2 separate regions of the Homo sapiens genome follow, and region 2 is linked to region 1. Evidence: read pairs that join two places in POLR2A ChIA-PET (ENCODE). Cell type or tissue: MCF 10A. All regions are shown on one strand. Links, peaks and the distances in the headings refer to the core of each region. The heading gives the core; the rest is flanking DNA.

Region 1 (4,378 bases), core at 160-4,159:
CACAGGATCTGGCTCTGTCATTCAGACTGGAGTGCAGTGGCACGATCTTGGCTTACTAACCTGGGCCTCCTGGGCTCAAACCAGTCTTCTACCTCAGCCTTCCAAGTAGCTGGTGCTATGGGCGTGCACCATCATACCTGGCTAATTTTTGTATGTTTTTGTAGAGTTGGGGTCTCACAATGTTACCCAGGCTGGTCCCAAACTTCTGAGCTCAGGGGATCTGCCCATTTTGGCCTCCCAAAGATGCCCTTTTTTTTTTTTTTAAGACAGGGTCTTACTGTGTCACTCAGGCTGGAGTGCAGTGGCGCAAACAGCCTGTAGTCCCAGCTACTTGGAAGGCTGCGGTGGGATCCTTTAAGCCTGCAAGTTCGAGGCTGCAGGGAGCTATGATCGCACCACTGCACTCCAGCCTGGGTGACAGAGCGAGACCCCATTTCAAAAAAAGAATGTAATGGTGGGCCGGGTGTGATCTCTCATACTTGTAATCCCAGCACTGTGGGAGGCTGAGGCAAGATCTCTTGAGCCCAGGAATTCGAGACTAGCCTGGACGATATGGTGAGATCTCCATCTGTACAGAAAATTTAAAAATTACCTGAGCGTCATGGCATGCACCTGTAGTCCCAGCTACTTGGGAGGCTGAGGTGGGAGGATCACTTGAGCCCAGGAGATTTAGGCCACGATGAGCCATGATTGCGCCACTGCACTCCAGCCTGGAGAACAGAGCAAGACCCTGTCTCAGAAAAAAAAAAAATCTTTGATATCCTTGAATATCCATTCAGTGCTCAAGTTTCTCTGACTGCCATGTGCATTTTGTGAAGAGCTGGTTTTGTTTGAACTGGGGACCAGTGGGAGCTCTGAGGTTTGTACATGGTACCCAGTGCCCAGGTTGGAAATTCACACCCAGGGAGTGGCTGGGTAGGTTCAGGGGGAAGGCTGCTGCTTCCTGAGAAACCAGGTGGTTCAGAAAGGCAGCTCTAGCCAGCAAATCCCAAAATCTGCAGATGGAGGGACCACATTCTCAGAGCTGCTTTGATGGGAGCCCTGGAGGAAGCGGCCATCATGACAGGGCACCGGGGCCACCCCAGAGGCTGGCATCACCCCCAGCCCCTCCCTGCAGTCAGCCCCACTGGGACAGTGCCAGTCAGGGGATGAAAGTGCCCAGTCTGGTTTGGCAGGGCCAGGCCTGGCAGTGGGCCACCACAGGGCAGGGTGCAGAGGGTGGGGTGGGAGAGGAGGCCAGTGGGCAGGGCTCCTTACCCACCCTCCACAGAAGCCACAGCTCCCCAGGTCCAGGGCACAGGCCCAGGGTGGGGGTAGGTCAGAGGGGATGTCAGTCCTGTGGTTTCATGGCCCTTAACCCACAGGCCCTGCAGGCCACCTGGTCCGAAGGCCAGAAGCCAGTCAGTTTCACGCTTGGGGGCCAGGGAGAGATCTGGACCCTGCTGAGTCAGCATTTCAGCAGTCACCTGCTGAGTCAGCAGTCATTTCCGTGCTTTTTTTTTTTTTTTTTTTTTTCTCTCCTTTTGGATGGATTTTTGCTCTGTCACCCAGGCTGGAGTGCAGTGGTGAGGTCTCAGCTCACTGCAACCTCCACCTACCAGGTTCAAGCGATTTTCGTGCCTCAGCCTCATGAGTAGCTGGGACTACAGGTGCACATCACCAAGCCTGGCTCCTTTTTGTATTTTTAGTAGAGACGAGGTTTCACCATGTTGGCCAGGCTGGTCTCAAACTCCTGACCTCAAGTGATCCACCCCCTTCAGCCTCCCAAAAGTTCTGGGATTACAGGCATGAGCCGCCGCATCCAGCCTCCATGCATTTTTTTAAGTGACTTCATAGTTTACAAAAAGTTACACAATAATCATTTATTGTCAAGAAATTTCAACAAGGATGCCAAGACAATTCAGTGGGGAAAGAAAAGTCTATTCGCCTGGCGTGGGGGCTCACACCTGTAATCCCAGCACTTTGGGAGGCCGAGGCGGGTGGATCATCTGAGGTCAGGCCAACATGGTGAAACCCCATCTCTGCTAAAAATACCAAAAAATTACCGAGGCATGGTGGAGCACACCAGTCCCAGCTACTCGGCAGGCTGAGGCAGGAGAATCGCTTGAACCCGGGAGGCAGAGGTTGCAGTGAGCCAAGATTGCACCACTGCACTCCAGCCTAAGCTAGAAGAGCAAAACTGTCTCAACAACAACAACAAAAAAACTTCTGTGCTTTAAAGGACACTATCAGGAAAGCGGGAGACAGCCCGCATAATGGGAGGAAATCTCTGTAAATCGTATCAGATAAGGGACTACAGTCTAGAACATATAAGAAAACTCTTACAAGAAAGAAAGTTGTTAATGGCACAGGATGGGAAAGAAGGTATACAAATGGCCAATAAACACAGGAGACACCACTCGGCATTATCAGTTGTTAAGGAAATGCAAATCCAAACCACCACAGATGCGGCAGCATCCACTAGGCTAAAATCAAAAGGACAGAAACTGAGCAAGTGTTGGTGAAGCTGTGGAGAAATGAGAACCATCCAGCGCTACTGGGAATGGAGGGTGGTGTGGCCGCTGTGGAATAGAGTCTGGCAGTTCTTCAAAGTGTTAAACACAGTTACCATCTAACCCAGTAATTCCACGCCTCTGTACGTACCCAGGAGGAAAGAAAACATGTATTTATAGAAACTTGGACACAAATGGAGATGGGCGTGGTGGTGCGTGCCTGTAGTCCCAGCTACCCAGGAGTCTAAGGTGGAAAGATCACTTGAGCCCCGTAGTTCAAGACTAGCCTGGGCAAGTTAGTGAAACTCCATCTCTACGAAAATTTTTAAGTATTAGCCAGGTGTGGTAGCGCACGCCTGTGGTCCCAGCTGTTCGGGAGGCTGAGGTGGGAGGATCACTTGAGCCCAGGAGGTGGAGGCTGCAGTGGGCTGAAATTGTACCACTGCACTCCAGCCTGGGCAACAGAGTGAGACCCTGTCTCAATAAACAAAGAAGCAAAATGAAAATGTAGGGCCGGGTGCGGCGGCTCACACCTGTAATCCCAGCATTTTGGGAGCCTGAAGCGGGAGAATACTGAGGTTAGAAGTTCAAGACCAGCCTGACCAACGTGGTGAAACCTTGTCTCTACTAAAAATACAAAAAATTAGCCGAGTGTGGTAGTAGGCACCTGTAACCCCAGCTAAGGTTGAGGCAGGAGAATCGCTTGAACCCGGGAGGTGGAGGTTGCAGTGAGCTGAGATCGCATCACTGCAGTTTAGCCTGGGTGACAGTGCGAGACTCCGTCTCCAAAAAAAAAAAAAAGAAAAGAAATGTAGCATTTAGGAGCACATACTGAGGTGGTAAAACAAAAAAGGGGAAACAGTCCCCATAAAGTCAGAAGGGTGTGGGTTGGGAAACCTGTAACTGGGAGGTGGCACCAGTGGCTTCTGGAAGCTTCTGGAACACTGGTTCTGCTCCCCACTATGGCCTGAGCGTCTGCCTTATCATCAATCACTTGGCTCTCCATATTTTCTTTTTTTTTTTTTTTTTTTTTTTTTGAGACGAAGTTTTGCTCTTTTTGCCCAGGCTGGAGTGCAGTGGTACGATCTCCAACCTCTGCCTCCCGGGAGGTATGATCACTGCAATCTCTGCCTCCCGGGTTCAAGCGATTCTCTTTTCTCAGCCTCCCAAGTAGCTGGCATTACAGGCATGCGCCACCATGCCCGGCTAATTTTTGTATTTTTAGTAGAGACAGGGTTTTGCCATGTTGGCCAGGCTGGTCTCGAACTCCTGACCTCAGGTGATCCACCTGCCTTGGCCTCCCAAAGTGCTGAGATTTTAGGTGTGAGCCACCACGCCCAGCCTGAAGCTCATACTTTAAAAATATTTTTTTGTGTGTGGCCGAGGGCAGTGGCTCACTCCTGTAATCCCAGCACTTTGGGAGACTGAGGTGGGCCGATCATCTGAGGTCAGAAGTTCAAGACCAGCCTCACCAACATGGAGAAAGCTCGTCTCTACTAAAAATACAAAATTAGCCGGGTGTGGCGGCCCATGCCTGTAATCCCAGCTACTTGGGAGGCTAAGGCAGGAGAATCACTTGAACCTGGGAGGCGGAGGTTGAAGTGAGCCAAGATTGTGCCACCGCACTCCAGCCTAGGGAACCACAGCGAAACTCCATCTCAAAAAAAACAAAAAATAACAATAATTATTATTATTTTTGAGATGGGGTCTCGCTTTGTCACCCAGGCTGGAGTGAGATGGCACAATAATAGCTCACTGCAGCTTGAACTTCTAGGCTGAAGCGATCCTCTGGCCTTGGCCTCCCATAGCCCTGGGACAGCAGGCATGAGCCATGGCCCAGCTGGTTTTCTGAAGTTATGGAGATTTTTATTGCAGTCTCGTACCCG
Region 2 (4,378 bases), core at 279-4,278, 320 kb before region 1:
TCTCCCCACGAAAATAAGAGTCCCCAGAACTACTTGACCAGAAAAGCCACTGTGGATATGATCTGAAGCTAGAATAGTAGCATCGTCTGGTGTGTTTTGTTTTTGTTTTTGTTTTGTTTTTGTTTTTTGAGACAGTCTGGCTCTGTCTGCCAGGCTGGAGTGCAGTGGCACAATCTTGGCTCACTGCCTCACTGCAACCTCTGCCTCCCTGGTTCAAGCCATTGTCGTGCCTCAGTCTCCCAAGTAGCTGGGATTACAGGCATGTACCACCACGCCCTAATTTTTTGTATTTTTAGTAGAGACGGGGTTTCACCATGTTTCCCATGCTGGTCTTGAGCTCCTGAGCTCAAGCAATCTGCCCACCTTGGCCTCCCAAAGTGCTAGGATTACAGGTGTGAGCCACCGTGCCCGGCCTCTGGTGTCTTTTGAGGCAGCAGATGTTTATATATAGCCACTTCCCAGGAGTTTTAAACATCCACCCTGGGGTTGGAGTAAGGGTAACTCCCTTTACTCCCTCCTCTTCCTTGGCTGTTTCTTAACTCAATCTGCCTCCCCCGCCCCCAATCCTGGCAGGGCCTTCTAACTCCCAAAGGACTATATTTCCCAGAATACCCTGATCTAGCTCCAGGGTCTGAGCCCGAGACTGTCCATGTCCCTGGGCTGGGAATTCCCAAGCACAGATAGAGTTCAGCCAGTGCCGCTGGGAATAAATACTTTCCTGGTGGAAGAAAGCCTTGCTCCATCGTGCCCCCCTGCCCTTCCTTCTGGAAGAGGCTTCTGGGCCCCCCGGTCTGGCTTCCTCCCTACCATAAATACCTGAATATAGGCCCATAACAAATGGGACCTGTCCTCTGTCCTCTGCCCTCTGGATCCTGTGAGGCAGCTACTGTGATTGTCCTGGCCAACGCCCCACCGGAGAGTCTCCCCCAACCCCCTGAGCTCAGTACATGGCATATGCCCTCTTTTGGAGTGGTCTTCTCAGAGGGGCCTGGTTGCCCATCAGCTGCTGTGGAAGCGATACAGGGACTCCTCCTGGGTAGCAGCAGGGCCAGCCTCTGCCTAGGGAGTCCCTCGAGAAAATACCGCCCAGCCTTTGGGGTGCCCCCTTGCCCTCCTGACACCCTCAAACAACAGAAGCTGCCTGCCTTCTTAATGGGTTCATCCTGAATGAGAGGTTTCCAAAAAGAAGCCCTCCCTCAAGACAGGCACTGCCTTGTTCCCCTGAGGAGGGAGGCAGGCTCGTCCTGGCCTGTCCAGGGGAGGGTCCGAAACCCTTGGCTCCTGGACAGCCTCCTTGAGGGGAGATGGCCTCCCCTTGTGTCCCCCACCTCGCAGACGTGCTGTGAATGGGCTTGGACTCAGAGCACGCCCCTGTCTGTTGGGTAGGTGGGTTACTTGCTCTGCATTCCCCCTCCCAGCCCCCGCTCCCCGCCCACCTGGGAACGGCTTCCCTGGGGTTCCCCGGTCCCCATTAACCTCTGGGACCTCATTTCCCCTCACCGAAGACACAGTGTAACAAGCAAAAAAAACATCAGAGCCAGCGTGCAGTGTCTGGAAAATCACCCGCAGCCCAGGCCCTTCTGCAAAGGATGGGGCCTGGAAGGGCCTCGGGCGTGGGACCGCACTCCGCTCGGGCTCCGCCCGCTGACGTTTTTATGGGATAATATACCGTTTCGCTCACGCAGGCCTATTTGTCAGTGGGCTGCCCCTGTTTGTTGTAATCTATAATATTACTGCCTCCCGTGGCCCCAGAGCAGCTGCCGCGGGAGAATCCAGGGATGGTGGGCGCTAGGTGTGCGCTGAGGGGATGTGGTGGCAGGCGCTGGGGGCAGGCGGCGCCCAGGTCCTGGTTATGAGGTCGGCGCGGGGTTTGCAGCGAGCCTCGGGTCTGGTGGGGAGGCGTCCAGCGCCCAAGCTGGGAGCCAGCCGGGCTGGCATGCTGCAGCTGTCCACACGATTAGGTTCCCGATCGGATCAGCCAGGAAGTGGGTTTTTTTCATTCTGACCTGCTGTGGCGAGGAAGGGAGGGACAAACAGGTGGGCTGGGTTCCTGCCTTCCCTTCTCTCCCCTAGGATCCCCCAAGAAAAAGTCCAGTGTCTTGAGATGCGGGGACTCTGAGGCTGGCCGGAAGTGCTGCCCCTCTCCGGGGTCTGTGGGAGACCCACTGTCACTTGCAACTGTGAGGAACGGCAGAGCAGCCCCTTGCCCCAGCTCAGTGCAGGGACATGGTTTTCCAGTGGAAATTTCCAGAAATGGGGGATGGGTGTGCTTCCAATAGGGTCCTCTGAGCAGCAGGCTGGGCTCCCTGAAGCGGAGGGTGACATTGGGGGGCAGTGCCTTCTTGGGGTACCCCACCAAAAAAGAGAAGCCTTAGCCATATTAAGTAAGAAAGAAACCAGCCTGCTGGCGTCTTCAAGGGAAGTCGGGTCTCAGTGCGACTCCCTCTCTCTCCGGTCCTTGGAGCACAGTTGAAGCTTTGCTTTCTTCCCCTGAGACTTCTGCAACCAGGGGCGCCTCCTGTTCTTAACACATGGCATGGGTGAGAGTGAGCAGATCCAGGGAAGAAGAGATGGGGGATGCCCAGACCGGAGACCCAAGAGACCTGAGCCCAGGATGGGGGTGCCATGGTGGGTGGGAGAAGGGGCTGCGCTGTGGGGCAGGTCCCCTCTCAGGCATGAACAGACATTGCCGCCTGGCAGGGGTTTCCTGGCTCTGTGGACGTAGAGCTGTGGCCCCCTCTTGGGTGAGGCCCACTCTGCAGACCCCAGTAAGGATATCCCAGCGGGGTCTAGCCACAGGTTCACTGACCAAGCTCACAGCTGCTCACACTCACAGATGTGGCAACATACACCTGCTCCTGTGTGCTCACACCATGAGGCAGGTGTTCACCTGCACACACACACTCACACTGTTCACAACTGGCCCACAAGGAGTCCCACTCCAGTGGCCCCTGGGAAAGCCAGGTTGCTTAGTGACTGGCACGGGCACCTGTCTGCCCCCTACGTCCTCCCCAACTGCTCCATCCTCCGTCTCCTGGCTCCTGGTTCCTGGCCACCTGCAGGAGGGAGCAGAGCCCCAGATCCACATGACCCTCTGTGGCTCAGCCTCCCTTCAGCGCCTTCCCCGGCCCCCTTCCTCCTGCTGCCCCTGTGTGGCTGTGGACCGTGTCCTCGGGCTCCAGCTGAACTTGGCCTTGCCCTTTCCTGAGCTCTTGCTCGGCAGGAGGAGGACATTCCCGTCAAGATCAATTCCAGTGCGTGGCGAATGCCTCGGGGCCAGGTCTGGTCCCGGGCCTGCCCTGAGGCTGTCTGGTTGTCCTGGAAGCCGCTGCCTGCATGGGGCACTGCTTCCTGTCCTGTGTGGCCACCTCCACCCCAGGCCTCTGCGCCTGGGGTCCTAGAGGTTCCTAGATGCTCGGCTACCCCAGGCCCCACCTGCCTCCCACCCCCCAGGCTCCCACCCTGCACCCCCACCTCTCAGCTGCCCTCAGTACCGTCTCTGCCCACCGTGCCCTGCCCCTCCTGGGGCCTACCCCTGCCTGGCCCTTTACTTGGGCAGCTTCTACAATCCCCAGTGCCTGCCCCTGCCACCCTGGAGTTCTGATCCCGGCGTCACATCCTCTCAGAGCCCCCGTGTGACTCTGCCTAAGTGGAGAGGGGTCCCCGACTGCTCCATGCCCACCTCTCCTTTCCTCCATGCCCCACACCAGCTGAGCTGTTCTTGGCCTGCAGCCCTTCTTGTCCCCTTCTATGACCTCCCAGCCCTGACCACCCACCTGGGTCTGTCCCACAGAGCCTGGCAGCAGCCCCTGCCCAGCCCCCCTGGCTGGCTTGTTTGGGGCCAGTGCCTTTCCCCTGATATCAGCCACCTTTCCTGGGAGACTGCAGGCTCCTGAGTCTGGGGGTGGAAATGTCCTTCTGTCCCTTCCTATCCCCAGAGCTGGGCTGAGCCACACTGGCCTCCGTCTCCTGCCCCAGTGCATAAGTGCCCATCCACGCTCAGGTGACGCGCACAGGCACGCGTGTGTGGGTGTGAAGAGCTCTGCTTTTCCCCTAGGATTTCACCCCCACACCGGAAAAGATGAACGATTAACTCTGGGAAAACTAAGTTAGGAGGTGGCAGTGGTGAGAGACCCAGCCAGGGTCTCTGGTCTCTTTATTAAAAATCAAGGTGTTCCCCCCACACTGGACCATGGCGTGGGGCCACAGGCTGCGTGGGCACCTGCCTGGGGGACATGGCAGCATCCCCTGGCCTTCGTGTAGCATCTTCAGTTGTCATGGCGGCTCCTGAGGCTGTGTGCGCTACACCTTAAAGGGTGTCAGAGCCCAGGGGATTGGCAGATGGCGCTGTCCTCTCCTGATTAGCGCCACACGAGGT

What was found. ChIA-PET counts read pairs that join two places held together with the same protein. Peaks named below come from ENCODE experiments on the same cell type or tissue, not always from the same donor. Only the 100,000 strongest peaks of a DNase experiment are listed, where the experiment ranks them.
Region 2: POLR2A ChIA-PET joins it to region 1 with 5 read pairs; 3 of 35 experiments call an interaction of 5 or more read pairs at or near these places.

What each region holds. Positions count from the first base shown.
Region 1 is chr17:81,721,231-81,725,608 of GRCh38, forward strand. No RefSeq gene overlaps it. Among named protein-coding and RNA genes, the nearest start is that of SLC25A10, 11 kb to the left of the region's middle. RefSeq lists an enhancer at 1,237-1,778. In MCF 10A, for the core only: no CTCF peak of the experiment used is centred there; a DNase peak (open chromatin) is centred at 2,621.
Region 2 is chr17:81,404,952-81,409,329 of GRCh38, forward strand. All of the region lies in intron 2 of BAHCC1 (BAH domain and coiled-coil containing 1), which reads left to right. Among named protein-coding and RNA genes, the nearest start is that of MIR4740, 6.4 kb to the left of the region's middle. RefSeq lists an enhancer at 637-1,191 and a silencer at 4,158-4,378. In MCF 10A, for the core only: no CTCF peak of the experiment used is centred there; no DNase peak of the experiment used is centred there.